3 separate regions of the Homo sapiens genome follow, and regions 1 and 3 are each linked to region 2. A link is a loop called in an ENCODE intact Hi-C map of the cell type or tissue named here. Cell type or tissue: heart right ventricle. All regions are shown on one strand. Links, peaks and the distances in the headings refer to the core of each region. The heading gives the core; the rest is flanking DNA.

Evidence for each region. Peaks named below come from ENCODE experiments on the same cell type or tissue, not always from the same donor. Only the 100,000 strongest peaks of a DNase experiment are listed, where the experiment ranks them.
Region 1: it touches region 2 in a loop (2.9-fold over the local background); 8 of 110 quality-filtered maps call a loop at or near these places.
Region 3: a loop joins it to region 2, with 6 times the contacts of the local background. A loop is called at or near these places in 2 of 110 quality-filtered maps.

Annotation. Positions count from the first base shown.
Region 1 is chr7:137,335,807-137,346,031 of GRCh38, reverse strand. PTN (pleiotrophin) reads left to right here and starts at 2,299. Exons shown (of 5, transcript NM_002825.7): 1 at 2,299-2,593. RefSeq lists a cis regulatory region at 1,747-1,756 and promoters at 1,760-2,505, 341-2,505. In heart right ventricle, for the core only: no CTCF peak of the experiment used is centred there; a DNase peak (open chromatin) is centred at 2,391; H3K4me3 peaks cover 2,228 bases; H3K27me3 peaks cover 802 bases.
Region 2 is chr7:137,449,307-137,459,531 of GRCh38, reverse strand. The region is part of intron 27 of DGKI (diacylglycerol kinase iota); the gene reads left to right. Among named protein-coding and RNA genes, the nearest start is that of PTN, 110 kb to the right of the region's middle. In heart right ventricle, for the core only: CTCF peaks have their summits at 4,938 and 5,142 (motif pointing right); no DNase peak of the experiment used is centred there; H3K27ac peaks cover 1,307 bases.
Region 3 is chr7:136,028,089-136,038,313 of GRCh38, reverse strand. It overlaps a transcript of LOC105375523 not described here. Among named protein-coding and RNA genes, the nearest start is that of MTPN, 56 kb to the right of the region's middle. In heart right ventricle, for the core only: no CTCF peak of the experiment used is centred there; a DNase peak (open chromatin) is centred at 4,333; H3K27ac peaks cover 2,165 bases.

The sequences.
Region 1 (10,225 bases), core at 264-5,263, 110 kb after region 2:
TACATGCTAATTATAACACATTAGCATGCCAAAAGTCACTCCTACCAGCACAGGACAGTTTACAAATGCCATGGCAGTGTCAGGAAGTTACCATATATGGTCTAAAAAGGGGAAGAACCCTCAGTTCCGGGAGCTGCCAACCCCTTTCCAGGAAAATTCATGAATAACCTACCCCTTGTTTAGCATACAATCAGGAAATGACCAAACAGATGGACAGCCAGAAGCCACTGGGGCTGCTTTGCCTATGGAGTAGCTAGCTATTCTTTATTCCTTTACCTCTCTAATTAACTTGCTTTCACTTTACTCTATGAACTTGCCCTGAATTCTTTCTTGCAACTGAGATCCAAGAACCCTCTCTTGGGGTCTGGACCGGGACCGCTTTCTGGTAACAAAGGCTGTCCTATGCATTGTATGATGTTTTACAGCATCCCCGGCTTCTACCCACTAGATCCAGAGCAACCCCTTCCACCAAGTTGCGACAACCAAGACTACCTCCAGACATTATTCCCTTTTCCTGGAGGGCAAAACTGCTCCCAATTGATAATCACTGATGTATACAATTTTAGTATATACCCATCTGAATAAAGGGTGATATTTTTGGTGTAACATATGTAATTGAGTAGAAATCATGGGAATCTCATGCTTACTTTATCAGCCCTATAGAGAACACCTCAATCAAGCCAGCATTGTTCACCTAACTGGTAGCTAGCTGTATGTTACATTTGTATATGTTAACATAAAGCTGAAGAACAGAAAGAAAATGGATAGCTCTTTGTTCAATGCCTTAGAAACTTTGCCCCTATGGAGTGTTAATAGAATGCTGAGATATCTTTTTTGGTAAAGGGACTGGGAAAAATGCCAAAAAAAAATGCTAATGTGCGTTTCTCCACACTTTATACAGGTGAAATCTGATTAAAACAAGCACTGCTTGCTTCACACAGAAGTGGAATCACAAAAGGAAAACAGGTAACCTGAAGCCTGTGTGTAGGAGAAAGGAACACAGCTTCCTTATTTAGTTATTTCATTTGAGAATTGTATGTGGTATGTATATGAAGAGTTTGGGAAGGGGGATAAATTGTAGGTGTGTAAGTGCATCTCTGATGCCTTTCCTTTTGAAAAGCTTGATTGACTGCTTGATTGAGTTTGTAGAGCCACGTCTGGCTCCAGTCAACTTCTCCAAGGGACATTTCTACAGGTAGCTGTCAATAGAAGAGCCCCAAGTCCCTAAAAACTACTTGCCACAAGACAATGCTTCTAATTTGGGGATTTAAGGATAGTTCTAAGTAAACAAATTGCTTAATAAATATTTGTCAAATTGAAATGAAGGGATGTAACCTCAGAATTATGAAAAATGTGGTCTATTTTACAACCAATTTGGGAAGGACGCCATCAAATGATAAGCTGACCAGTAAAGGTAAAAGTAGGTAAAAGGAGCTAGCCACGGAGCAGGAAAAGCTGATAAGTGGCAGAAAATCTCGAAATTTACATTTCGAAAATGTTTGGGTGAATTTGTATAATACATCTTAATCCTTTTACACAATACTTTTATCTCATCTTTATCATAAATATTTACCTATGCATTGCCTTAGCGTCTTTCCTGTATTGAATGAAATGACAATTCCAGAGACGCAAAGCCCAGCCTCCAAGTTTTACAAACCTCAGAGTTTGAGCTACTTTGACGAATCCTCTAAATTCTTGGGTGTCAAAGGCATGTTACTAAATAGGTTGCTAAAGGCACCAAGGAAACCAAAAAAGGAAAGAGCTCTCCCTAAAGGTAAGTAGCACTTAATTGGGAACTTTGAGACGTCTGTCACTCTTTGTGACAATTGAGAAAAAGTACTTTGTACATTTTGTGCTTTGCAGGTGAGATGTGACTGACACCTTACTGTCTCTGTGTTTAGAGAGGGCTTTCGTGGGTGGAAGAAGAGGCTGGTTTGAAGAGAGTGCTTTTCCATTCTGAATATCATTAAAGGATTGTGGGGGGCCAAAAATGTAACCTAAAATGCCATCAATTGTCCATTTAAAATATCCTATTTGGCAAAGTGGCTTTGCACTCATCTGAAGAATAGATCATGGGTGGAGTTTGGAAAAGAAATGTTGTGTTTCGTCTCTGCTAAAAACAAAACAAGGTACCATCTCATGGCCTCTTGGTTCAAATCCGTTTTCTTGCTCCGCAGGGAGAGACTGCCCCTGGAGTATTCTGCTTTTAATAAGCTTCCCAATCAGCTCTCGAGTGCAAAGCGCTCTCCCTCCCTCGCCCAGCCTTCGTCCTCCTGGCCCGCTCCTCTCATCCCTCCCATTCTCCATTTCCCTTCCGTTCCCTCCCTGTCAGGGCGTAATTGAGTCAAAGGCAGGATCAGGTTCCCCGCCTTCCAGTCCAAAAATCCCGCCAAGAGAGCCCCAGAGCAGAGGAAAATCCAAAGTGGAGAGAGGGGAAGAAAGAGACCAGTGAGTCATCCGTCCAGAAGGCGGGGAGAGCAGCAGCGGCCCAAGCAGGAGCTGCAGCGAGCCGGGTACCTGGACTCAGCGGTAGCAACCTCGCCCCTTGCAACAAAGGCAGACTGAGCGCCAGAGAGGACGTTTCCAACTCAAAGTAAGTGAGAGGAACGTACGATTTCTCGGAGGGCTCTTCGATCGAGTTTGCCTTCACCCTGTGCCACTTTTCTGGGTGCCAGCAGATGATGGTGGTAGGGGTGAGAGAGGCTGCCTGGTGTCTTTGCTGATAGGACTGCTTTCAAAACTGACTTGCTCCAGAGGCCAAGGGAGGCATATTTTTGGGGTTTCAGGTTAGGTTAGTTCGGGTGTGCTTAGGTAAGTGAAAGGAAAGAAGTTTTTGTGATGTTAAGCATGTATTTGGACCGTGTTCCAGCTACCAGCTGGAGAGCAAGACAGGGTGGGCTGGAGAGTGCATCTTTGCTTTTTGTAAAACCTGGAGCTTTAGTAGGTGTGTCTCTGGCTGGGTAGGTGCAAAGAAAGTAAGGCAGCCTGAACAAGCAGCTCTCATTTTCCCAGCCTCTCTCTGATTCTCTGATTGCCCCAGAGCCTGTCAGCCCATGACTCTTAGCTGGCATTTCTAGGTAAGCTGTGGGGGCTTGTTCCTCCCAGTGCTAGCTGACATGAAACGTCTCTCACGGAACTACTGGCACCCGTCTTCCCACCTGACAGCCCAGGAATGGTTCCAGAAATGGTTAGGTCCAAAGTTTAGAAGACACACCTGGAGTCCCATCTCTCATTTGAATGCAAATTTAAAGAACTGCCCAGTACATAGACCCTTAAACTTTTAATTTGACCCACATAAATTTAGGATATATTTGTTACTAATTTACTAGATATTTAGAGTTTCTGAGTTGTTGTTTCTAATAAGTTAAGAAAACATTTTTTGAGAGGAATGTATTCAACTCCTTTCTTAATAGATGGAAAGTGAAACCTCCTCTCTCCTCTCCATACACACACACCCCTTTCTCCATGACATAATGTGACACAACACACACACACACACACACAGGAACACACACATGCAGTTTATATACACTCTAGTGTTAACTCACCCTTGTGTCTGTTAAGAGCTGCTTTGTAAGTTTGGGGACACATTCAGAAAATAGGAGGGGTAGGGGTGCTAAGAGGAGAAAATATTAAAGCTGCGGTCCTTGAGCATCTCTCATTTTAAGAGTTATCAGGCATTTTGCTTTAGCAGCTTGAGAAAGGGGTGATGTGTGTGTGTGCGTGTGCATGTGCGTGTGTGTGTGCTAGAGAGAGGGGTCTGGGAGGAGATTTAGAAATCACCAAAAAGAGCTCTGGACTAATAACATAATGAAACATTTTATGATCCTAGGCAAATGTGGAATTGATGAAACAGCAGGGCCCATTTTAGCCCCTTAATTATCCGGGAATGCATTGATATGTAGAAATATTGAAAGTTAATGACAATGAAACAAAAGAGAAGTCTCCCAACACAGAAAATAAAGCTGTATTTTCCATCTTCATTATGTTTCCTTTTAAGTAAATTATGCACTTTAAAGGCCAAGTCGTTTAAAAAATATAGTCCAGTTAAATTCAGAGGAAATTAGAATGAATATTTTTTTCTTCCTTTGGGACATGAGTTATTTCAGACTGGCAATATTTGTACTTTTTCATTTAAATTAGAAGATGAGATTTTAAAAAATTATATTATTTAAAAAAAACTCTAATGCCATCCTTTTGTGCTTTAAGAAACTTGGGCCTTAAGTTCTCTAATTGTACTTTAAATAAATAGAAGGTGATCTTTTTTCTGCCACTGCTCACTGGTTCCCTTTAGGACATCTTTTTCTGCATTTAGTGAAAAGCCACTATAAGGAACTCCCACCTGAAGCCACATATAACAGCATTAGGTGCTGTGTTCCAGCTGTTTGCTTCTGGATGCAAATGCATTATGTTCTCAAAGCTAGAGCTTGAGATAAATAAAAGTACTATTAGATACATGACTTTTTAATTATCTGACTTTAAATGAGATATTATAGATAATTAGAGTAATAAGGTATACCTAACTATATTTATAGTCTAATGTATTATATGTATTATATATAATTCTCTGTTTTTTTAGACCCCTTTCCATGAGATCATGAGATTTGGTTTAATAAACGTATTAATTTATTGATATTTTCCATATGCCTTATTTGGGCTTCACATATAGCAACACATAACAAGATCTACATTTCTTTTTAATGAGCATTTTCATTTTTTAAAAAAATTTCAGTCAAGCCAATGGCCTGGTTTAAAATTTCATAAAAGCCTAGTTGTTGAAAACAACAGAGAGAAATAAGATCCCCAGATAGTTGAATCACTTTTTTTAGTAAAATCAATCTTAGATATCAAATATTTTAACTTTAAATATTTTATTTTTCCTTTGAAGATATTTTTGCTTTCTCACTTACATGGCATTCTCACATGAATTCTGACCATATTCCTATTTGTCATGTGGTGTTTTTAATTACTATTCAAAAATTTCCCACAAAATCGAGTTTACCCGGCTCGTTGAAAATGGTGTGATAAATTAACAATAGATTGAGGGCCTGAAGTCAGAATTCAGAATACAAATTCCAGTTCTCTAAAGAATTATGCTTTTTAATATGGCGGCATAATGATATGGGGAGTTGTTCTTGACTTCTCTCAGGAAGGAGGTGTCCAGACTGAGACCACCCAATGTGATGAGTGCAAACATCCTCCACACCTGAGTGCACCTCAGCCCAGTTTGAGATGTGCTTTTCTCTGGAGCATGAGGCTGAGTGGGAGCTCTCCAATGGCCTTTGTTCCATAGCTTTGCTAGTGATGTTGAGTTGGGCTTCTCCATAAGGGTGAGGAATGTTTTTAGCTCTGGCTTCTGTTCTAAATGAATAGTCGAAGAGTTTTTGCCTCCTTCTGGCACAAGGTCATGTCACTGCTGTGGGAGGCGAAGTAAGATGATACTCAGATATGAACCTTCTTTTTATGAGCTGGGCTTGCTTTTTTCCATCCAGAGTCAATTGGCTTAAGTGGAATTTGGGCCATGGCCTCGTGGAAAGTTGTTTTTCCTTCTGATGTTTATGGACAATTCAAGTTTCCACCCACTGGGCTATTTTTCCATCCACTTCAAGCCAGTCTAGTGTGCGGCATAGTTTTCATGGTGTCATTACAATATTTCTAGATTGTAAAATATAACAAACCTCTTTTTCTTTCTATTTTGGCATTTAGTAAATAAGAAATTAAAACAGTATCTTAAAAGGGTAGCTATGATGGAACACTATCAGAGGGTATTATAAATATGGGAATATTGTGGACTTAATTATGTAGATCACATTCACCACAAATCTCTATTTCTTCAGGGTGGACAAGGAATACAATGACTCCTTCATGTTTGAGATATTTTTAGGGATAAAATTTAATTCATTTTTCTAGGCTTTATTTATTGAACCATTTTTTCAGAGTGGGTTGAGATAAAGTGATATCTCAAACAGAAAAAAATCATATCCAGTTTTCTAAAAATAGAAGTCTTAGATTTTTTTCAACTTCACACATAGTGTAACAAAAAATCAAGCGCTGTATATTAATCTTGAAAAAAGTGACTCATAGTAACTGATAATTGGGCTCTTAATTCTAAGAATTGCTCTTAGCAAAAGCTAAAACATAATTTTAAAACACAAATAGCATTCTGTCTCTAACCCTTTGCTCCCTTTTCTTCCTGCTTTTACATTTACCTATTTCTCCTTCTTTTCTCTCATTTCTCCATTAATTTGGTTGCCACTATTTCCCACCCAACAGGTCCCAGAACGTCTTGCCCAATTCCCTCTTGCTATGATGGCATACATTTCTCTATGTACGGATGTACCAGGAATGCCTGCCCATATGTTGGCATTCTTGGAAGCTTGGACCTTCCTAGCTGATGTTTTCAACACCAGTGCCCTCTCTACTGATTCAATGGCATTTTTCCCCCATTTTTTTTTTTTTTTTTGATTCAAGACCCTGCCTAAGGGTCAGGCAACATTTTCATCACTGCAATGTTGACCTCATTCTCTTCTCAGTTTCCCAACATCAATGTAGAGGCGCAGCTGGAGTTACTCATGTCCATCACATCGTCTCGGGGTCCTACTCCAACAATACAATTTTTCTTGCTCCTGTGGCCAGCCAATTTAACAATATTTATTGTACGTATGTTGGATGCCTAATACTACATTGTGCTGGACAATGTAGCATGTTTAAGAAATAGAACATGGTGTCTATCTCTATGGTTTCACAATATCTAATACTTTGTGTTTGGTACGTGGTGTGAACTTGTGAAATTCTTTATTAGAAATGTATTTAAAGGAGATCTCAATTAAAATCCATTATACCCTCACCCATCTCTGGAAAAGATGCTTTAAAAGTCACAGATTGCTAATCCCAACATTTTATGATTATCTCATACTGTAACCTCCTTGATATGTTATTGTCTTAATGTTTTCCTAATTTCTTTGGGCACTCCTTTTTTCATGTTTTGTTTTGCTTTTTTTTTTCTTGTCTTCCAAATGTGTACATTTATTTCCAAATATTTCAGTTTCCCGCCTTCCTCTCTCCTCTCCAAATGCTTTAGTATTGTCACAACTCTTCTTTGAGCTTTAACTCCTTCACAAGGAAAATTCTCAGATCTGAAGAGAATTGAAGGAAGATTCTCTCTAATGAGCTCTGGACTCACATTTTTAATATTTTTTCAATGAATACTGAAGGAAATCATTCAGGCACAATTCTATTTGGAGGAGGAGATTGAAGTAAAGGACTTCCTGTTATTTTATTTTTATCCCTACCAGACTTTTACGCATAGTGACTGACATACTATATGGTAGGTAGTGTGATGAGGGAAACAGGACAAATAAATATGTCTTCAAGCAGCTAATGATCTACTCAATATATATGTAAGAACATTAAAACACTAATTACTACAACACAGGTTAGAGGAAGATATGTACAATTGTTGCCCTAAGCAGTTCCAATGACAAAGGGATCACATTTTTATGAGAAAAAGGAAAGTGGAGCTCACAAAAGGCTAAATGGTACGCAACGTCTATTTCAAAAGCATTATGTCTGTTTGTTCCTTTAATGCTGTTTATTCTGGAAGGGAAATTGAACTCCTGATTCCTTCGTGTTTTCATTTCACATTTGCCACATAACGTAGCAGAAACAAATTATTGGAAGTGACAACTTAAGAATTCAGACTGAGTTTATTTAGAATCAATATAATTTTTAAGACATGGCACTCCCTGTAGATGTCCTTTTCAGGAAAATTTATACCAGAAGAGAAGAGTGTCCTTTAATGAAAACATATACATGAAGGGAAAGAAGGCAAATCCTTGTACTTCAGCTGTGGAATTTGGGTGAAATCTTGAGTCGGAAATTGAAGGCACCAAAGGTTTTCCAAGGCAAATGCCCCCTCTAGGTGGAGCTATATTTCTTCCCTTGTCTTCGAAGTCTCCCCATCACCCCTTATAGTGACTTCAGCTCCTCCTTTCTCACCATTTGACACCAGCCCCACCCCATCCAACCTGTGCACCCTATTAAGGCAAGGGCTGTCTCTCATTCTCTCAAGAACCCTAGCATATTTAGCATAGAACCATTGAAGATGGCAAATGAGTGAGAAAATAGGCAGCTCTAAATGCCATTCATTCTCTTTGCCCATGTTGTTCCACCCACCTTGACCATCTGTGTTCTATGCCTAATCCCCTTGCCTTACCAAACAACCTGGTGCCAATTTCCTGTTTAAGCCCAAGCATTCCCATTCTCAACTTTGAACCTCCAGAAACTTCTCCCACTCTCTTTCCTTCACTCCCTTCATTACAAATGTCATATAGGCTTGCTGGTTCTCTACAGTGTCTTCCTAATCATATTTCACCTTGATAATTTTAAACTTTTCATAGTTGCCGATTCAAGACTACCTCCAGAATGGAGAAAACCTTACTTACCTCTTCTTTAACAAACCATATTATTCAAAGTGACAAAGCTAGTAATTTGAAGCATTATTTTCATTATAACTTCTATGTAGCTATAAGGCCTGTTTTTAAAAATGTTTCACATTTATTTTTTCATCATATTTTTGTAACTCTACTCAGGTAGATTGAGTGGGATTTTTAAAAAATTGATACAGAAATGCAGGCTTAGAGAAGTTAAGGGGGCCATATTCAATGACATACAGATATGAAAACAAAAGTCTTAAAATTCCTAGTTTGAGTTTATTCCTCTGTAATATAATGCCATCTCTTTCTTAGGCTAATAAATAGATTTTATCTCCCATTTGTCTCTCATGTCAAACCCCAAATCCAATGTATGTACAGTTAGAGGTCAAATAACCTACAGCAGCAGTTCCCTGTCTTCAATGTTTATCAGATTAACTAGCGTCATGTGTAGGTTCCAGCTGCCTGGAGCCCATCTTCAGCAGTTCTGATTTAAGAGGTGGAATCAAGGACCCTGGACATACGACAGGGCATGTGGATACGGATGAAACATTAGAAACAGTAGCCTTAATCGCTCAATATTTGAGCTCCAAGGTCCAAAATACTGAGGTATAAACCACTGCACTTCTTAGTAGCTCTGTGACCGTGAGCAAATATTGTGGTCTTTCTTACTTCAGTGTTTTCATCTCTAACATGGGAGCACATACCTACCTTCCAGGATTGACGTCTGAGTAGTAATTGAGAAAATCAATGTGAAGTACTGAACATAGAGTCTGATTGCTGGGAGTGTTTGAGCAGGATGGTGAAAATGATGATCATGGTGAAGCAGCACCAGATGCAAGTCCTCACTTCTTCCCCCTCCTGAATTGCTTTTCTTTCTCATGCCCACTTGGCATCTGCAACAAACATACAAGCAAAATCCTAGGTGGAATTCCATGCTTCTTGAAAGGCCTCGCCCCTCCACATGCTCATACCATTTTCTTCCTTCTCTCTAAATGCAGATTGAAAATCCTTTCTTCTGGAAGAAAACATACGGAGCATGTGATCATGCTCAAGGCCTGGGGGTTGGGCAGGCAAAGTCTCCGATGCAGACTCTTTGACCTTATCCCTTCCCATAAGGTATAGGAGAGCATTTTGCATACAGAAGACTCCCAATCCAAGAGACAGGCACTTTATTGCTGACCTTAGTGATGCTCATAACCACATTCTCTCTGACCCCTGCTGATAGAGGCTTCAGTCCAGGGAAGGAGTTAAGGTTTGGAGTCAGGAACCAGCATCTCACCACAGTCCGCCTGTTGTTTGGTATGGGCTGCTGGATGTGCCACTGAATCTTCTGAAATCTTAGGTTTTTTAGCTCTAAGTGGGAAATGATGATGATGTTACTTGTTTTGCCAACCTCATAGGTTGGTGGTAAATGTCAATGGTCACGACGCAACATCTGTAAGCTCTAAACTGTTATACTGAACATGAACTGAACTTAATAAAGTCAGTGGGGCAAGTTCTGCCTTTCTGGTTTCCCAATCCTGCTATTGTCATTGTCATTTTCTCAGGACACACAGAGATTGCCTAAGTTGCTTGAAGGTAAGTTTGACTCACAAAGTGAGGAGGAGGTAAGATGTGCGACAGGAATGAAGAAAAAGAAATGAGTCATACTAAAAAAAAAAAAAAAAAGCGAGAAGACATCTTAAATGAGGCTGAACTGAAACAGGCATGCTTTCTTTTACCTCAGATTATGTTATATTTCCTTCTGAAGTGTCTTAAAAGCTACATGTCACATTTTTTAATTGGTTATT
Region 2 (10,225 bases), core at 2,401-7,400:
CTGCACTCCAGCCTGGGCAACAGCGAGACTCCATCTCAAAAAAAAAAAAAAAAAAAAAAAATTTAAAAAATTCGTTGAAAAGATAAATAAAACAAAATTCTGAGAAGTCTGATTTAAAAGAAAAAAGTACTGAAAACAGAAAGAAATATACCTGCAAGGCTTTCCCCATATCATTCTTCCTCCAAGGCACCCAGGGCATTTTTGTGCCAAGCGGCCCTTTCTCCTCCAAATTGCAACTGACCCGGCTCTGTTGGATCTTCTCAGCATTTTCCCATGGTTTTAAAATTTAAAATAGTCCCTTAGATCCATCAACCTCCCTTTTTCTCAGGCAGAGTGAGAGGCAATTAGTATAAAAAGGATGAATTAGATTTCTATCATTACTGGAATTGGTTGCATTTATTTTAAATGTTTCCATTTAGAAGCATTATAATTTTAAAGAAAGATATACACATACCTACTTATATGCAGATCCTATAGGAAAGACTGTAATTCCAAAGTAGGATACGCAATGTGTATAGTGTCTGCAAAACCTGTGAACATAATAACAAATATTTAAGAACCAATTTTGAAATGAATTGGTGAGAAGTGGTTGACTGACATTATTACTGCTGGGACCATAATGATTTTTTCTTTAAGTTAAAAAAATTTTTTTTCAGTGTCCAAGGAAGTTCTATTTAAAATGACATGATTCTGGAAATGTATTTGCTCTTATCATTAATTGTACCACCACGATTAGTGACAAGACTATATTTCATTTGGCAGAAGATTAATAGAGAGGGAATTTACTTAAATTTTAGCAGACCAAATCTATTTGAGTTGTAAGGAAGAATTTTGCCACTTGAGGATCTATGAGAAAAGAAAATAGGCATGGAATGAAAACTCTGATATATTCTTCTTAAGTTTTCTTTGAGAAAAGGACTGACTCACCTCTGAGTCAGGTGGGTTAAGAGCAGGCAGGTAAAGGGTCTAGGAGACACTGCTTTTGTTTCTGAATCAGAGTAACCTTTTTCCGGTTCTTAGATTTTGTAGTTCGTAAGAAACCCCCAAATGACTGAAAGAGTTGTACTTTTTCTCAATGTCCCCAAGTCCTAGTCCTGAAAGAACTAAAATGGACTGTCACACAAATAATATCTTGCCACTAGACTAAGACACAGGGGAAACAGTGTAGTGAACCACACCGAGGGTAGATATTCAATCCAGATAATTGTGTCTAGGCAGGTATCTGGTACCCGATCAGCTGCACAAGGCTAATGGGTTTTTATGATTGGCAGAGGATTTCTGTCTTCAAGGAAAGATAATGCTATCAAATGTTTAACTATAATGTGTGAGGTCTGATTTGTGATTTCATTGTGATTACCCTAAGAAATAGGGTAAACAATTCAGTCAATCGTGTATTGAACAAATCAGTATTGGGCACCTTCAGTGACTGAAGTCAGGCACTGAAGATATACAACTAAAGAAGAAATAATTATTGCCCTTGAAGAGCTTATATTTAAAGGGGAAATATTAAACCAATTATTAAAGTTCCTTCTAATAAGTGCTATTATGGATATATGCATAGAGTGTTCTGGAAACAAGAGGAAATATAATTTGCTGCTTTTTTTTTTAGATTTAACTTTTTTGACCCTAGAAATGATGAATATTTAAAGAATTAACGAAAATGTCAGCCTCAAAGAAAAAAAATAGGCTTATTAAGTGTTCTATGTGTATTTTCTTCATTTTTTACATGTGAACAGATAAGTATTTGTCCTTCCTCATTGTGTAAACCAGAAATATCTCTCAAATAATGGAAAACATTCAATGGTAGTTCAACCTCTCCATATGCTATGTGTGCTCAAGGAAATTTGGACAACCGAGAAATTATTTGGAGATACCAAGATACCTAATAATACTTTAAACTGAAAAACTGGCCTTTTTAGTATAGTCTGCAATTGCAATTCTGAATCACTATATCGAGAAGATAAAGCCCGGAGACCTCCTGTGTTCTGAAAACTCAGATGTTCTAAGCTGATTATGGGAGAAACAACATCATTCCCCTCTGGTCCTCAACTATTTTCTTTATTCAGTTTCTTCTGGGAACATTAGGTTATGGCCTGAACCTAATAAAAAGGGTAATTGTGCTTATTGTGAAAGTTTCAGGTTCTCAACAGGAAGACAGACTGTTGGACAGCGATTTTGATTTTGGAAATATTCTTTCAGCTTCACAATCAGATAAGCGGGAGAAAATTAATCTTCTTAGTGGGATGCAGGTTTTGCTGAAATATATCTTAGAGATGAAATCAGTGCTGTCAGGATAAAGATGGCTCCTGGCATCTGTTTCACTGAGATAGTTGGGTCCCGTTTCTACCTACCTTTGACATCCCTGCTTACCTTTGACTGGGCTCAATCTTGCTCACCCCGGATACTCATTCCAGCTGGAAAAATACAGGATAGCTGACATATGTCTTCCTTCTTCTTTTTCTTCTTGACTTACCTTGAGTTTGAAATGACTTGGTGAATTACTCTATTTGGCAAGCACATAATAACACTCTATTCCTATGGGTGTGTGAAATATTTAATAAGAGATTTGCCTTTGTTATTTTTAGAATTGTTCCTCAATCAGTTATGCATATGGAGGCCCTAAACCACTCGGAGGAAATGGATTTAAATTTACCTTTCCAAGTTCAGTTAGTGGAAGAGTTAGAACAGAGTTCCCTGTGTACCAGATCTTATTTTGACTGACATTGAAAGAAAAACAAACAAACTTACTTTAATGTTAAACATCCATTTTATTTGAAATAATCCCAGGAAATTCTCGCCCTTCATTGCCATGAGTTCCAAGTTTTGCCAATGATTAGAGTATGAGGAAATATTAGTGTTAAGTGGCTCTCTTTTTACATTTGTAAAAGCTGGCAGCCATATTTATTCACACTTCAGGAATACTGTGAATGTGAGGCAGTATTGATTGGATCCCTCTTTAAAGCATGTGAGTTCCTTGGATGACCAAACTGTGCATTTCTCCCTCTGTCTCCATAGCACTTTGCACCATACCTAAAATGGTAGGCATCCAACAAGGCAGGCTTTTGGGATGAATAGAAGGATGTTCCATTCATAGAACATCCCTTGATAGAAAAGGTGCTTTGTCAAACCAAAATAAATACGTGTCTATTTATATTGCTATACTAAACCCAGTACTTATCAAATTATAACAAAATAATAGTGATAACAAAATAATATGTAAAATGTTGACCATTTTTGTTAGGCTGTGGGTTCCATTTATATATTTCAAATTTGAATATAAGTATGCTGGATCCAGGGAATTCACAGATCAAAATAATAAAGACACACCTGAATGCCTGACTTGGAGAAATGTTGGTATTTCACAAGCGAGAAAGTAAAAGGTAAGTATGGTCGGTATAGGAAGTTGTAGGCACTGTTGGTGAGCACAGTGGTAGGTAGAGTGGCAAGGAAGAATTGTTTCCCAGGCATTCACCTCCAAAATAAACTGTTGGTCCCCGGCTGCATTCTCCAACTTCCACCAACACTCTTGTTTTCTCAGTGTGTCTGTCTTAGGTGAATAATTTGATTAAACAGATCTAAAGTGTGAAAGAGTGATCATTTTGAAATATTTTCAAAAAAATTCGCTTGCAAATCTCAAGTTGCTGGGATGTGGAGCAGTAATCACTTACCATGTTCAGTGTGGAGTTGAGGAATGTGAGAGGGATGTCATATTATCACTGGAAATGGTGGTGGCTGGGGAGTCATATCGGGCATGGGACTTCTCTGCGGTACTTCTGGGGCCCTCTGAACCCCCTACTCTAAGAAGATCAGAACAAGAGATATCTCCACACCATGCTAGCACTACTTATTTGGAATTCAGGGAGATGGAGACCACATTCCCCGCCCCCCCCCCTTTTTTTTTTAACTTTTCTGGATGATTGTGCCAGGCATCACACATAAGAACAACAATCCTCCAACAGTTTTCTCCAATACTCTGTGAGATGCTGGTCTTACTCCATGACTCCCTTACAAGCTCCTTAAAGGTGGGAATGGAATGTTTTAAGTTAAGTACCTCCCACAGCTCTTGGAATAGAGTTAAGTACATAGCAGTTCTTAATATCTAACACTGGAGTCACTGAATTATTCTCACAGTCTGTCGAGCCCATTTTAATTTCTTGTTTTCAATATTACTATGATTTATCTGCATTCATTATATTTTTTTTCACAGAGCTCCTCGAACTGATCTATAACTGAGAAACTCTCTTGTCCTTAGACACATTAGAGTCAGGAGGAAGCAGACAATGTTTAGATTCTGTTCCCACCCTCTCCTGAGAAGGGTGGGGTGGGAGGAGATGTTGTCAGAAAGCTGCTGGGGTATGTTACAGTTATCTTCAGAGGTGCCAAACCAGCTTCCAACCCCGCCTAGTTTTGTCTCCCATTTTCTAAAACTGGGATCAGAAGTCCTTATTTGGATTTCCTAAAAATAAGTAGCTGTGGCTGAGCCCTTACTCAATTACCACAGGGAGATATTGCATATCCGGGATCACGAGATAAGTGAGGTGCCTTGCTTATAAGCCCCACGTGCTAAGACTAAACGTGGCTCTCATGTGACTTGCCTTCACAATCCAGAGCTCCCTCATGTTTCAACTTATGCTTAAAAAGAAAAAAAAGAAGTCCACATTTACAAAATCCAGATGGATTATGTCTCAACAGAAGCTGTTGGCCGGGGTTCCCAGAGTCACTAGGATAAAGCTGGCAGCTTGGCTTTTCCTAAAGGGTCCTTCCTCCTGGCTCTCCGGGTATGTCTCCGTTGTCTGGATTTTAGAATAATGTGCCTTTTCTATTTCTTCACCCTTTTTTTTAGAAAGTGGGCTGGCAACTATATTGCAGAGACTGATTTCTAAAGGCAAGCCACCCATCCTTTATTGCTTCACAACTGTGCTGGGTTTAATTATTTCTTTTTTCATTTTGTCTACAGAATGCTAAAATGTGATGGCTACATCGTCAGGATAAATAAGCTTGTGAAGTATTATTTTCTCCAACTTCATCTCTTTATTTTATCTATTTCTTTTCTGTGTCCACTGTCGCCCATTCTTCCTCAATCTCTCACATTTCAAACTGCTTTGCCCTCATTTTGTTGCAGTTCTTAAAAGTTAACAGTAGGTGGCAGTAAAATTTTATACTCGAAAGACATTCAGGCGACTCAGCAAACTGAGGAGGGTATACAGAAAGTATGGAATTGTAAATGCTAAAGGTAAAACAGCGTTTTTTTAAAATTAGTTTTTAGACTTTTTAATTGACTAATTGCATATATTTATTGTGTACAACATGATTTTTTGAAGTACGTATACATTGTTGAATGGCTAAACCTGGCTGATCAATGAATGCATTACATCACACAGTTATTTTTGTGGTGAGGACACTTAATATGCACTCTCTGTGCATTTTTTAAGAATATATTATATCATCATTAACCAAAGTCACCATGTTGTACAATGGATCTCTTGAACTTAGTCTGCTGAACTGTAATTATACGTCCTTTGACCAATATCTCCCCAACCTGAACAGTGCTATTTTCTAAAAGCCAAATATATCTAAATATAGGAATCTATTTAAAAAAAAAAAAAACAAGATATTTCAAGCCCAGCTCACATGGGGGTCATCAAGGCATATATTTGGGTAGGTGAGTCTTAAAGACTGGGAAATTATGATAATAAAGGGAATTGGTAGAAATTTGTATCAAATGAGGAACTCACCAAGCAGCCTTTATTATTTACATGCTGGAAATGATTTCCTTCCCTCCACACAAATGCTCATCTCTGTCTTCTTCCTTTCATTTTGCTCTTTCTGCACCCCTTCCCTCTGTTGGTCATGAATGTTACCTTTGAGGCTGCTTGGCATTCCCTGAATGGGTTTGTGACCACTTGAATAGAGAATGTGTTTGTCTTTCTCTCATTTCAATGCCACTCTGTGTGTTTGCTGTAACTTTCATCTCTCACTCTCATTCTCGCCTGCTCTCTTTTACTGTATGTGCTTTGTTCACTGTTTTAAGAGAAATATTCACAATTAGAAGGACCAAAAGCAAACAAAGAGAGGATTATGTAGTCGATGGAGATTTGCAGTGCTGTGGGATTTCTGGTCCTATTTTACCTAATTAGAGATGCTTTGGGGCTAGAGTGATAATGGTGAAGATGTCACACAGATCCATGGTCTCATTCTTTCTCCCTTGGGTCCTCCAAATGATGTCATAGGCCTGGCAAACTAGTTCTCCAGGATAGGCAATGCACCCTTGAGAGATGCTCAAGGGAAGAAAGCTATTGCACAGAGATGATAATCTGCAGCCATGCTTTCACAGCACAGTAAATCATACCTTTGCTCACTTGATTTGAATGAAGATTCTTGTCTACCAACAGTTTTAGGAAATAGATGGAATTTGTGTAGCATCACCACTTCACGGTAAAACAGAAGAAAAAGATGAGGTTTCTGCAGTTGTGATGCAGACCGTTGAAATGTGCCTGGAGAGAATGCCCAACTGGGAAATCGGTTTTCATTCGGGACTACGTAGGAGTGTAACAGAGGACAAGCATCATGGCTCAAGAAGCAGGGAGGAAAGTGGAACCTGGGGAATGCTGACCAGGCATGAACATTCTTACATGTTCACCATAGGAAAAAGGTGTGAGCACATGATGGGAGGCTGTTCTATCCAGGAAAGACTGGATTCCACCCAACTGTGACAAAGGTAAATGAGAAAGTCCAGGAAACTCTCAGGGCTGTGGTCAGGAGAGGGGAAAAGAAATACAAGTAAATGACTGAAACGACAGAGAAAGAACATTCAGAGCTGACATTAAGAGCTTCTCTTTCCCTTCCTAAGTAGGATGGATCATCACCTGATGTTTATAGAAAGTGGTCTTTTTGCTGTGGTTCTCATCCCCAAAGCTAGACAGTAAAGAGGAAAGACAGGCATGAAAGGGAAATTGAATAAAATACGCATATAGTGAGTTGTTTTCAGTGTGTGGACATACGTGTGCTGCTTTGTTCCCCAACAAGAACTTCACAATAAGGAGTGGTGTACTTATTTGTAGTGTGCTGTGTAGGGTGTAGAAGGAGCACGGTGTCTAGCTTGCCCAGCATTCCCGCTTTGTTTCCTTTTCTTATTGCAGGATGGTAGCCAGAAAATGAAGGGGCCTTGGCTATTTCAGTCAGGCCCGTGAATTGGATGAGTGTCTCCCACCTCTTCTACTCCATCCATAGTCTGTGGTCCTGGGGAATCCCACTGCTGAGTGTTTTCAGAATATGAATCTATGCTCTTGTGCCTATTTAAACTCTGCTGTCACACCTGTCCTGCATGTTTATCTTAAGCCCATCTCTATGTGGTGGCCCCATCCCTTGGCCAACTCCCCACCAGGTGATGGTTTAGCAGTGCTGAGTAGAAGGTATATGTGTTGGGGACACGGAATAGAGATAGACATTCATTTGTAGATGTTTCTTTACAGAAAGTAAGAGTCCCATATAGAGGCATCCCCAATATTTATCTAATCTATCCTCTGTTCTTTAGGAAAGACTAATGGATAATCTATTGACATCCTATCTCCAAAGAAGGAAATGATGTAGCCATTCTGAGGAAGGGCCAAGTAGGAAGGCCATGGGTGCTTTTAAATTAAAGCCATGAGATGATGAAAAAAAATAAATAAAGCAAAATATGCATAGAGTCTAAAAAAATAAAAAGAAAGAAAACTGGACAGTGTTATTGAAATGAAAAGGATATTGTATTAGGATCAGCTTGTAAGTTTTGATCATTTCATGGAGCTTACCAAGAAAATGCACATATCTAAAACCTATTGTAAAGTATATTATACCAGATATAAAGACTGAAATAGTCGTGACACCCATTATTTCATTTCCAGGTTTATTGACTAAAAACGATAAAACATCATAAGAGGTGCAATACTTTATAAAGTCCTTTGCCTTCCCAAATATAATACTCATTTGCTTTTATGTATTGCTCTTTTGCTGGTAGAAAACTGGGCACATTTTTCAGTGCCCTTAAGCCTTGTAATCGATCTACTAGAAAGATAAAAGGCTTTGAAGGAAAATTTGTGGATTGAAGGCAATCTAAAAAAAGTATCTTTGAGTTTCTTAGAGATGCTTGAGTTTAGATAGAGTGCTGTCTGTAATGCAGCAGCCACTAGCCAATATGTGCTGAATGTCTTGTTCCCTGATTTGTGATATCTCTATATATTAATCTAATAAAATGATTCATTCCAAGATATTATAGCTGTGTTTAGTTGGGTAATTTCATATATTCAGACTGCCATGACAACACTCCGTTCCAGAGGAACAAACTTACTTCCTTGGGAACCTGGAGACTTGTCTGAAGCTGACTGCCTCAAACACAGATATCTGTTTTGTCCTGTTTTATTTTTTGTTTGTTTGTTTGTTTTCGAAGTTTGTGACTTTAAAAATTCAAGGGACTTTTGCTTTTGGATACATAATATGACTGTGCTGGTTTCAGTATGAAAATATTTTAATTTTTACCAGTTAAATTACATAATATTCTATCTAAAATAGCATTTTGTTTTCCAAGAGCTTCCCTTTTTTTCCAAGTTTCTCTGTGTATGCTAGTTTGAAAAGTTGTCTTTATTTTAGAGACAATATGGATATTCTCATAAGCAGGGTTAATATTGGGAAGGGTACTTTCACCAGCAAATATTCAGATCAAGATTCATGGAAGAGTAAATCCAAAGTAAAATATATATATATGTGTATATATAAAGATATGTATATAATTAAAAATATGTAACTATATATTATTTTAATTTTTTATTTTTTCGAGACAGAGTTTCGCTCTTGTTGTCCAGGCAGGAGTGCAACGGTGCAATCTTGGCTCACTGCAACCTCTGCCTCCTGGGTTCAACTGATTCTCCTGCCTTAGCCTCCCAAGTAGCTGGGATTATAGGCGCGTGCCACCACGCTTGGCTAATTTTTGTATTTTTTTAAGTAGAGACAGGGTTTCACCATGTTGGCCAGGCTGGTGTCAAACTCCTGATCTCAGGTGATCTGCCCGCCTTGGCCTCCCAAAGTGCTGGGATTACAGGGGTGAGCCACCATGCCCAGCTATTATTCTAGTTCTTTAAAAATAATTTTAAAATTGACATAAAATTATTATGTGTTGTATACAACATGATGTGAAATATATATAACCATTAATTATGTAGCTAATTAACGTATGCATTACCATGCATAGTTATAAATTTTATTGTGAGAGCACTTAGCATCTACTCTCTTAGCATTTTTTAAGAATGCAGTGTATCATCCTTAACTATAGTCAGCATGCTATACCATAAATCTCCTGAACTATTCTTCCTATCTAACTGTAACTTTGTCTACTTTGAAGAGCATGTCTCCCATCTCCCTCACCCCGAAATGCCCCAGCCTCTGGTAACCTCCATTCTACTCTCTACTTCTGTGAAATCAACATTTTAGATTCCACATGAGTGAGACATGCAGTATTTGTCTTTCTCTACCTGGCTTATTTAGCTTAACATAATATCCTTCAGGTTCATTGATGTTGTTGCAAATGACAGGATTTCCTTTTTTTTATGGCTGACTAGTATTTCATTGTGTATATATACCACATTTTCTTTATCCATTTGTACGTTGATGGACACTTAGGTTGATTCCATATCTTGGCTATTGGTAATTGTGCTGTAATAAATGTGGGAATGCAGCTATCTTTTCAGCATGCTGGTTTCACATTCTTTTAATACTTACTTTTAATATTTACCTTATGATTGCTGAATCATATGGTAGTTCTATTTTTGTTTTGTTTTTTGAGGAAACTTCATATTATGTAGGTTGTTTCTTTGCTCTGGTGATTGTTTCCTTTGCTGTGTAGAAGCTTTTGAATTTGAGGTAATCGCATTTCTCTATTTTCGCTTTTGTTGCCTGTACTTTTGAGGTCATGTCCAAAATAATCATTGCCCAGACCGATGTCGTGGAGCTTTTCTGTTTTCTTCTAGCAGTTTCATGTTTGGGGACTTACATTTAAGTCTTTAATCCACTTTGAGTTGATTTTTGCACATGGTGTGCAGTAAGAGTCTAATTATATTCTTCTGCATTTAGATATATGCTTTTCCCAACACTATTTATTGAAAAGACTGTCCTTTCCTTATTATGTATTCTTGGAGCTTTTGCTGAAAATCAGTTGGCTATAAACATGTAGATTTATTTTCCGGCTCTCTATCCT
Region 3 (10,225 bases), core at 2,398-7,397, 1.4 Mb after region 2:
AAGGCATGATTCATCCAAAGTGATAGATATAGTTTGGATGTTTGTGCTTTCCAAATCTCATGTGGAAATGTAATTTCCAGGCCAGGCACAGTGGCTCAGGCCTATAATCCCAGCACTTTGGGAGGCCAAGGAGGGCAGATTATTTGAGGTCAGGAGTTTGAGACCAGCCTGGCCAACATGGTGAAACCCTGTCTCCACTAAAAATACAAAAATGAGCCAGGAGTGGTGGCGGGTGCCTGTAATTCCAGCTACTCCGGAGGCTGAGGCAGGAGAATCGCTTGAACCGGGGAGGCGGAGGTTGCAGTGAGCTGAGATTGAGCCACTGCACTCTAGCCTGGGCAACAACTCTGTCTCAAAAAAAAAAAAAAAAAAAGCAGACATGACATGTAATCTCCAATGTTGGAGCTGGGGCCTGGTGGGAGGTGGTTGGGTCATGGGGGCAGATGCTGCCTGAATTGCTTGGTGCTATCCTTGTGATAGTGAGTGACTTCTTTTGCTGAGTTCACATGAGATCTGGCTGTTTAAGAGTGTAGACAGTGAAAGCCCGTCTCTACTAAAAATACAAAAAATTAGCCGGGCGTGGTGGCAGACACCTGTAGTCCCAGCTACTCGGGAGGCTGAGGCAGGAGAACGGCATGAACCCGGCAGGCAGAGCTTGCAGTGAGCCGAGATCGCGCCACTGCACTCCAGCCTGGGTGACAGTGAGACTCCGTCTCAAAAAAAAAAAAAAAGAGTGTAGAACCTCTCCCCTCTCATGCATGCACTCCCACTCTCACCATGTTACACTGCCTGCTCCCACTTTGCCTCCCACCATGATTGGAAGCTTCCTGAGGCCTCACCATGAGCAGATGCTGGGGCCATGTTTCCCGTACTGCCTGCAGAACTATGAGTTAATTAAACCTCTTTTCTTTATAAATTGCCCAGCCTCAGGTGTTTCTTTACAGCAATGTAAGAACAGACTAACATAGTGATTAAATAAGTACTTATCTTTGAAATGCAGTTTTCTATTTTATTTCAGACATAGAAGATAAAGGCAGTCTAGAGGCTTCACCAAGCCAGGAAGAACAGACGTGGACTAAAAAGTGACTCATGGATGACAAAAGACCTGTAAATAGCAAAAGCAGCTGATGGCACCACAGAAGCTGATACAGCTGACAGGATTCCCAGCCAGGGCTGAGGGCTCAAGTAACCTCTAAGTATACTGAACTTGCCCTCAGGATTCTCAGAGTTAGCGAGGAATGCTTGTAAGAGATTTTAGGAAACTTTCAACTATTTATTCTTCGGGTTTGTTGTTGTTGTTTGCTTGAAAACAGGATCCTTTTACTAAACTACAGCCAGCATATCTTAGCAAGTGAGAAAATTGATATCAACATTTGGGTAGCATGGGAATTGATTTTTCTTAGGTCTTTGGATAGGGCACACACTACTTTAAGTGAAACTATCTTAAAAATGAATCCAGGTCATTTCAATCTATGACACAAAGGTTATACCATGAAGCTTACTATAAAGCTTTTTCTAAAGGGCAGCTGGGAAGATAACCAACATTCTCCACCTACCGTAAATAACTAGCAATAATAATTTTTAATATTTCATACAGACTGCCTTTCACTGAGGCACAACAACTCTTTTTTAAATAAAAGCAACAATTTCAGGAATTTTAAGTTACTGGCCTTCTAGTCACATCACCTTGCAGTCCAGTCCGTACCAAGAAAAGTTGACATGCTGGTACCATGCCAACACCACCTAAACAGAGCTAACTTCTCATAAAACCTCCCTGAGGAGGCAGAGAGTAAACAGTTTAGATTTCAAACTACTCGAGTGAAACATGCTGCTTACAAAGAAAATATAAATAGGGAACAGAGATGATGACAAAGCAAGTCATAAAAACTAGTGCAACAAACCTAACTTGAAAGTAATTTTCCTTTACTGATATTGTTTGACTATATCCCCACCCAAATCTCATCTTGAATTCCCACGTGTTGTAGAAGGGACCCGGTAGGAGGTAATTGAATCATAGGGACAGGTCTTTATTGTGCTGTTTTTGTGATGGTGATTAAGTCTCACGAGATCTGATGGTTTTAAAGAATGGGAGTCTTCCTGCTCAAGCTCTCTTCTCTTGTCTGCTACCATGTGAGACATGCCCTTCACCTTCCGTCATGATTGTGAAGCCTCCCCAGCCACATGGAATTGTAAGTTTATTAAATCTCTTTCTTTTGTAAACTGCCCAGTCTTGGGTATCTTTATCAGCAGCGTGAACATGGACTAATACATATACCAAACAAAAATGCAAAGGATCCCCCACAAATTCAACTTCACTCTTTGCAAAATGTCATAGCTCCAAAATGATCACAATATATAGACAAAATTAAAACTCAAAAAGTGAACAGGAACGATAGAGTGGTAAAAAATGAAGCAGGATAAATAGACATCATAAACAAAAAGATAATTTAAAAAATAGTAAACTATGAGTATTAAAATGATGAAAATGAATAGATGATATTAGGTAAAAGAATAGTCTAGAAGAACTATGTAGTATAGGAATAGTTTAAAAATAAAAAAATTAAACAATTCTCATAAAGGAAGGAAATAAAATTACAAATGGTTCTAGAAATTCAGAAGTCCCATGATTAACATCCTAACAAGAGGTAAATAAGGTCCCTTGGAGTGACTGTTCATTATTCTCCCCAACTGCTGAAGTTTCAGGGGTTCCTTATTCCTGGACAAATATCCCTAAAGAGATGCACATTGTCCATAGGATGCCTCAAAGTAAGGTCTGCACATGCACACATATGTCCATCACAGTGCTATTCATAATAGCAAAGACATGGAATCAACCTAGGTACTCATCGGCGGTGGATCAGATAAAGAAACTGTTGTACACTTACAACATGGAATAACTACATGGTCATAAAAAAGAACAAAATCATGTCCTCTGCAGCAACAGGGATAGAGTTGGAGGACATTATCCTAAGCAAATTAACGCAAGAACAGAAAACCAAATATAATGTTCTCACTTCTAAGTGGGAGCTAAACATTGAGTACACATGGACACAAAAAAGGGATTAGACACTGGGGCCAACTTGAGGGTGGAGAATGGGAGGAGGGAGAGGACTGAGAAACTACCCATCAGGTACTATGCTCATTACCTGGGTAACAAAATAATCTGTACACCAAACCTCCATAACGTGCAATTACCCATGCAACAAACCTGCACACATGTCCATGCTAAAACTAAAAGTTCGAAAGAATTTTAAAAATAAATACAAAGAAATGTAGACCACATTCCCAACTACTACTCAAAACAAAAACAAGAAGAAAAGAAATCACATTACAAATAGCACATACATTGAAGGCAACTAACTTCTTCTTCTTCTTTTTTTTTTTTTTTTTTTAGAGGGAGTTTCGCTCATGTTGCCCAGGCTGGAGTGCAATGGCGCAATCTCAGCTCACCACAACCTCCGCCTCCCGGGTTCAAGCGATTCTCCTGCCTCAGCCTCCCGGGTAGCTGGGATTACAGGCATGCGCCACCATGCCCAGCTAATTTTTGTATTTTTAGTAGAGATGGGGTTTCTCTATGTTGGTCAGGTTGGTCTCGAACTCCTGACCTCAGGTGATCTGCCCGCCTCAGCTTCCCAAAGTGCTGGGATTACAGGCGTGAGCCACTGCGCCCAGCTGGCAACCAACTTCTTAATAGGCTTTTTGGGGAGGAAAAACTGGGCTCTAACAGGGACCTGCTTAAAACCCTATGCTCCTAGAGAGCTGGGCCACCAGCATGAAGCACAGAGACTGGGGGTAACTGGCTATTAAACTGAACAGAGCTGAACTCTACCAGAGACCTCCAGCTTTATGGAAAGTGCATGCTAACAGTGTCATCAGCCTGTCCCTTTAATCTCAAAACACCTCACCAATTTGATTCTCTTCCTCAACATACAGCCTAGAATATGTCTTATCTCAAGCTTCTCAAGCTACAGAAGCCAAGGCCCTTCCGGTTTTTAGCACCTAAATGACAGTAGTGAGGACTAAGATGAGAGGTGGACCAAGGTCACATACTGAAGAGAGCATAAGCAGGACACTAGAGCATCGTACTTGGCAGGGTTTTTCAAAGTTAGGTTGTTGGACGACCTTGCCTCAGAATCTCTAGGGGTGCTAGGTCAAAGTGAGATTCCTGGACCACATCACAGACCTAACAAGTCAGCATCTTGGAGGTACAGCCCAGGAATCTGCATTTTAAAGAAGACCGTCCCCTCACCTCCCACCCCAAATGACTGGTATGCTCTACAACTTTAAAGATGTATTGTCATTAAGGGAAAGTGGAATCAGGGTAACCTCGGGGCGAGCAGCCAAGGAACAAGGAGAAAAAACTGGGGGAGCATCCAACAGCAACAGCAGGGACAAAAGGAGACAAAGCCATAGAAGCAGAAAAGCAATGTGACGGGTCACAGTAAATTTTCTGGACTTAAGTAGGACTTCACTGGAAAAGCTACAGTCCCCTTGCCCCTACAGGCATGCCTCTGCAGCTATTAAAGGCATGGTACTCTGACAGATTACAGCTCCTTGCTAATTAAATTGTAAATCTTGTTTCAACTGTTTAAGAAAATCAAGGACACTAAAATGCAGTCATCTCTAAGCTAGAGTAGAGCAGCTGTCTTATCTTGAAAGAACACAGCACCCCAGCAGAATCTACATCAGAGGGAAAGCAAAGAGTCCCTGGGAGCTGGAGATGAGACGAGTGAGCTTGATAAAGTGCAGTTAAATGTTACCGGAACACTATGTACTAAACAAAGTTTCAGTAACAATCTGACAGCCTGCTTTTCAAATTTAAAGCCTACTCAAAAGGTCAGACTGCCGCACATCTCCAATCTCCTGCTCAATTCTAGATAGCTTCTAAAGGCCTGGGTCTCTCCTGCTTTCTGAACTATAACATTAGTGTTTCTCAATCTACTCATTTTAATAGAGTACTCCAGAGCCACACATCCAGAAGGTTCTTCAGAGGTCAACTTGCTATGCCTCTACTTTAAGAAAGAGCTCAGCTACAAACTGTGTTTACAAAAGGTATCTCTGCTTGTCCTACTAGTTCATGCCAGGGATTCGAATTAAAATGCTCACATTTTTATTGAAAAGACATTTCTCACACACTCTCACCCAAATGTCAACCTCCTGCAATGGGGAAAAGGGGTGATACATATTAGTCAAGGAGTTGGTGATGGGAACCTTCTTTTACCTCTCTTCAAGTTTCCATGGGACATCATCAATATAACACACATGACCTCTCCCCACGCACTCACTTATTTTATTCCATGGTAAGTGGAATGATCTATATGATGAGTGAGTTTGGAAAAGAAACAAAGCAGGCATTCTTCAGCCTTATTTTCCCATTTCTCTGCTTGCTGGCAGACACCTCTGGTCTGATGCTCTGTTTCATCAGGATTGCAGAGATGTCCATGGTTTTCTAGCCCTACCTAGGTAGGTGAGTCTCCCCAAATTGGAGAAAGGAGCCAGGAAATTATTATTGCCATATGCCTGACCCACATTCTCCAAACTAGCCTTTATTACTAATAAAGGGGCTATTTGGAATTTCATCTGCCTTACTCATTATCTCTCTCATAATTGGTTCAGAACTAGGTGGAAAGAAAGTGGAGTAGTGTATAGGTTGCCCTCAAGTCCCCAACATTTGGCTTCTATTATACTTTCGGTTTAGGAAAGACTCAGCATAAATCTTTTTGGTTAGAGGAATAAAGGGGATCCTCTCAGCCTAATGCCAATAATTCAGACCGTGGAGGAGAATCACCTCCTAACACAGCTACATTACATGCATTTGAGGGTGATTATTGGTAGAAAAACAAAAACAAACCAAAAATGCGCCAGTTGCACAGGACTTATGTAGGTACGTAGGTAAAAATTACTATTCCATTTGTAGACACTATTGCTCTGTGATCTACCCTTTATTTTTGGTTGTGAGTGGACTAAATATAGGTGCTCTGTTTGCCATTTCCATAATGTTTGCATTTTCTCGCCTCCAGACCTTCGTACACACCACCACCCATGGAATGGCCTCTGTTGGGGCCACGATTGTTCATGTGGAAAATGCCTGCTTATCCTTCAGGACTTATTTCAGATTTTAACTCACCCTGATCTTTTCAGAGTTAAATACTTCTTTGTCTTACTATAGCATCTCATTTATAACTCTATTAGTGTGTGTGTGTGTGTGTGTGTGTGTGTGTGTGTGTGAGAGAGAGAGAGAGACAGAGAGAGAGAGAGTCCTGCTCTGTCATTCAGGCTGGAGTGCAGTGGCACAATCACGGCTCAGCAGCCTCAACCTCCTGGGTTCAAGCGGTCCTTCCACCTCAGCCTCCCTAGTAGCTGGGACCACAGGTGCATGCCGCCACATCCAGCTAATTTTTTTTTCTGGTTTCTGTTTTGGTTTTGGTTTTGGTTTTGGTAGAGATGGGGTCTCCCTATGTTGCCTAAGCTGGTCTCAAACTCCTGGGCTCAAGTGATCCTTCTGCCTTAGCCTCCCAAAGTGCTGGGATTACAGGCCCTCACTTTTTTCACGTCTTTCCCTCCTCTCAACACCTGCACCATTACACTGGGAACTCTGGAAAGCATAACCATCTTTTATATCATCTTTATCATCCCCAACCCCTAACTCAGTGCCTGGCATATGGTAATGCATAATAAATATGTGAGGAGTGAGAGGCAAGTAAAAGAAGAAAAGAGACAGAGACATGGGCACAGATACAGAGAGCCAGGTAGAAGACAGAAAGAGAGAAACAAGGATAAAGACACACAAAGAGGGACCAGAAAGGTGGAGAATAGGCATGCGGGGGGATAAAAAGAAAGGAAGAAAAGAAAAATAAAGTCATAACCACATAGTCTCCCTCCTCCTACCAAAATACTTGCTAAGGTCTTACTGAACTCTAAGGATAGCTATGAATGGGAGAAAACTGGCCAACACAACCAAGGACCATGACAAATGTAAGTGGCTGAAAAGCAAAGGGGATGCTTTGAAAAACTCTGCCTAGAATCCAAGCAGATCTGCAGAACCGCACTCTTGTTGCTAGCCCAAGTGTAGGAAGAAGAGAGAGCTTACGTGCAAAAGGTATACATGAACCCTCCCACAAGTGGAAGCTTTCTATTTCGACTGTGCTATGAAGAAATGATTTATCTGCTTGCTAACAGCATTTCCCAATCCTTCTTGTTTCATTATTGATATAAAGAAGAAAAGAGTTTAAACTGATTCATTTTTTCTTTTGACCTCTAAACCACATTTGCTTGCTTACCTGATTGTGGAACTTTCAGGAGATTATTTAAACTTTCAGGTTTGCATCATAAGGTACTTTTTCTGTAGGCATGCCATAAATCTGCGAGATGAACTGTGATTCATTCCTGTAGGTATTAGTATGTCATTATGTAAGCATTGCCAATAATGAAAAAAAATTACTAGCAAATGTTATGGCAAAGAACAAATAAAAGCAGCTATATCTAAGTATTATATCTCTATATTATAATAAAAGATGGGCTGTGTATAAAGAAGTAATTTATAACAGCTCACAAGCAACTCAACATTTTTCAGATGATTATCAGCCAAATTGTCATGTACCAAATAGGAAATTAAACAAAACAAAAAGTCATACACAGAAATAACCAATTAGAGATTCTCCTCTTTACACTGTTTTCTGAAATGAATTGGATTATTTCTCCACAAAGACATAGTAGGCTCACTAAGGAGGACCACGGTATGTACAAAGCATTTCCCATGTGTACCACAGCGTGTCTGTATTAGGCAGTCAAATCCTAGTGGCCAAGACCTAAGTAACTCCTTGGTTAGCATTTATGACTACAGTGTGTGTCAATAGGCTTTTATGTTTCTTTGTTGGTTGTTGTTGTCATTTTGGCAAGGGGTGCTATTTTGTTTTGTTTTGTTTGTTTTGTTTCAAACTCTATGCAACCAACATTTATTAGCAGCTCCTGTTTGGCAAATACTGAGCCATACCCTAAAGAAACTTTTTAAACACGAGTAAGGCTCAAACCCTGTATTCAAGGATCTCATAGGTCTTTCGATTTTGGCAGTGCTACAAATACAGACATTCTGTCTGCTGCTAGCCTAGGCCCCCATGGAGCTCCTGGGAAACTTAACAGAGAGCAGGCATAGAGGTCCAATCTGCCACCCTCACCCTCTCCCTTTATCATCAAACCTACCTGTCTCACCAGTTTCAAATGACTCTTCCAACCCTTATTTTATTTACCTTTGTGTCAATGCCATTTGTCTATTTCCAACATCCCTCTAAGCAGATCATATGTGTTTTAAGTACAAAAATAGGTCTTACTTATTTTGATGTCATCTAGAGCAAGGAATTCAGTGTGTAGATTAATAAACTGTTTCCATCTGTCTTACCTTCCTAATGGTATCATGAGTTCTTTGAAGAAATAAACATTTTTTGGTGATAACCAAATACCTCATACAAAAATATTTGGTTATCACCAAAAAAAAAGAGAGCACTTCAATGATGGAAGGTATTATATAACATAACTATTAAGACTAGACAATCTCAGGGTGGAGGAAGACCTTCAGCTCTTATTTTGAGGGGTAAGGGGAACTGAATTCTCATGCTCTGGACCTAAATGTGCCCCCTCCATCAAAAATGTTTGGTTTGTCAAATTCATGGGTGGAGAATAAGGGAATTCCCCAAGGTGTGTATGAGCATTGCAGAATAATGGTTCTTAAGTGTGTAGGGCTCATGAATGGGCTTTAGCCAGTTCATTAACATGTACCCAAAACATGTTTGTGTGTGTAGATGCATTTTTCAATGCAATTATTACATAGCTTGGACTAGACACTCAAGGGAATCTATGACTTAAGATAAAATTAGGAACCCCTGCTGTTAGATAATCTTAGCATAACTACTGTTTTTCCCTAAAAATCATTGGAGAAAATGTTCTTCCATGAATTAAAGTGTCCAGAAAGAGCATTATACATGGGGTGAATATCACACTTTGTAAAACCAAAGAATAATAATAATTAAAAACAGAGAACTCAGAAAGAAGAGAAATGCCTTATACCCAGAGGCACAAAATAGTAATGTGCCCTCTGAAACAAACAATGACTAAAAGCCAACACATGCTTGTTTTAACACCTAGGTTTGAGATATATTAGAAAAAAAATGTCATAGTAATTAACCTTCTACCTCCCATCCATATTCACGGGGAGAAAAATAAACAAAAGTTTAGCAATTGCAAAACTCAGGGAGCCAGATATACCCAACTATTTCCTTCAAGAAAATTTTATCACTGCTTTCCATTCTACTCAAATGATCACAGTATAGCCTAGTACAGAAAGGAAAAGATCGCTGACCTACTGCTTTTATATAAACTAATTTCTTCATGTGTCTTATTCCTTTATAAAGCAAATTGAGCCAGGCACTGTAATAGGTGCTAGAGGTAGAAAAGACATCCCTAACATCAGGGAGTTTGCAATTTGAAAGAGAACAAGATAAGGAGGCAAAATTCAAATAAATAAAATGGTTTAAATGGTTATATGTTATGTTTAATGCTATTGTGGAGACAAACAAGATTCTTAAGTTTAGAATAGTCAAGGAAGATCTTTCTAAAGAAGTGTTACTTAAGCTAAGACAAAGATTGTTAAGAAGAGCTGTAGACATACATAGAATGAGAAAAAGATTCTACAGATGAGAAAAGAACATGTTCAAAGACTATGAAACAAGACAGAGCATGGAATTTTTGAGAAAGGAAAAAGAAGAATGGATGAAGTCCATCCACTAGGGAAAAGAAAGTTAAGACATATGATTGAAGAAGGGATGAGATTATGCAAATCCTAGAGATGATGGTTTAAACCTCAGACCTTGTTCTAGGTACAATGGCAAGTCCCTGGAGAGTTTTAAGCAGGCCTGGGGGTGACCTCATACAATTTCTGTTTTAAGCACATTACCTTTAATAATATGAGAAGAATAAATTAGTGTGGGAAGACTAAAAGATATTGATCTGGAATAAATGGTAGCAATGGAGTTCAAAAAAAGGGAGATTAGGGCATATTTAAGAAATACAACAAACATAATCTTCTGATAGATGAGACTTGTGCAAGAAGAGAAAGGAAGGAATCAAATATCATTCCTGGGATTCTTGGAGTAGCCAAGAGGATTGTGAGGCCATTTGCTGAGATTGAGATTTGTGGGAAGTGTTAACAATGCATTTTGAACTTATAAATTTT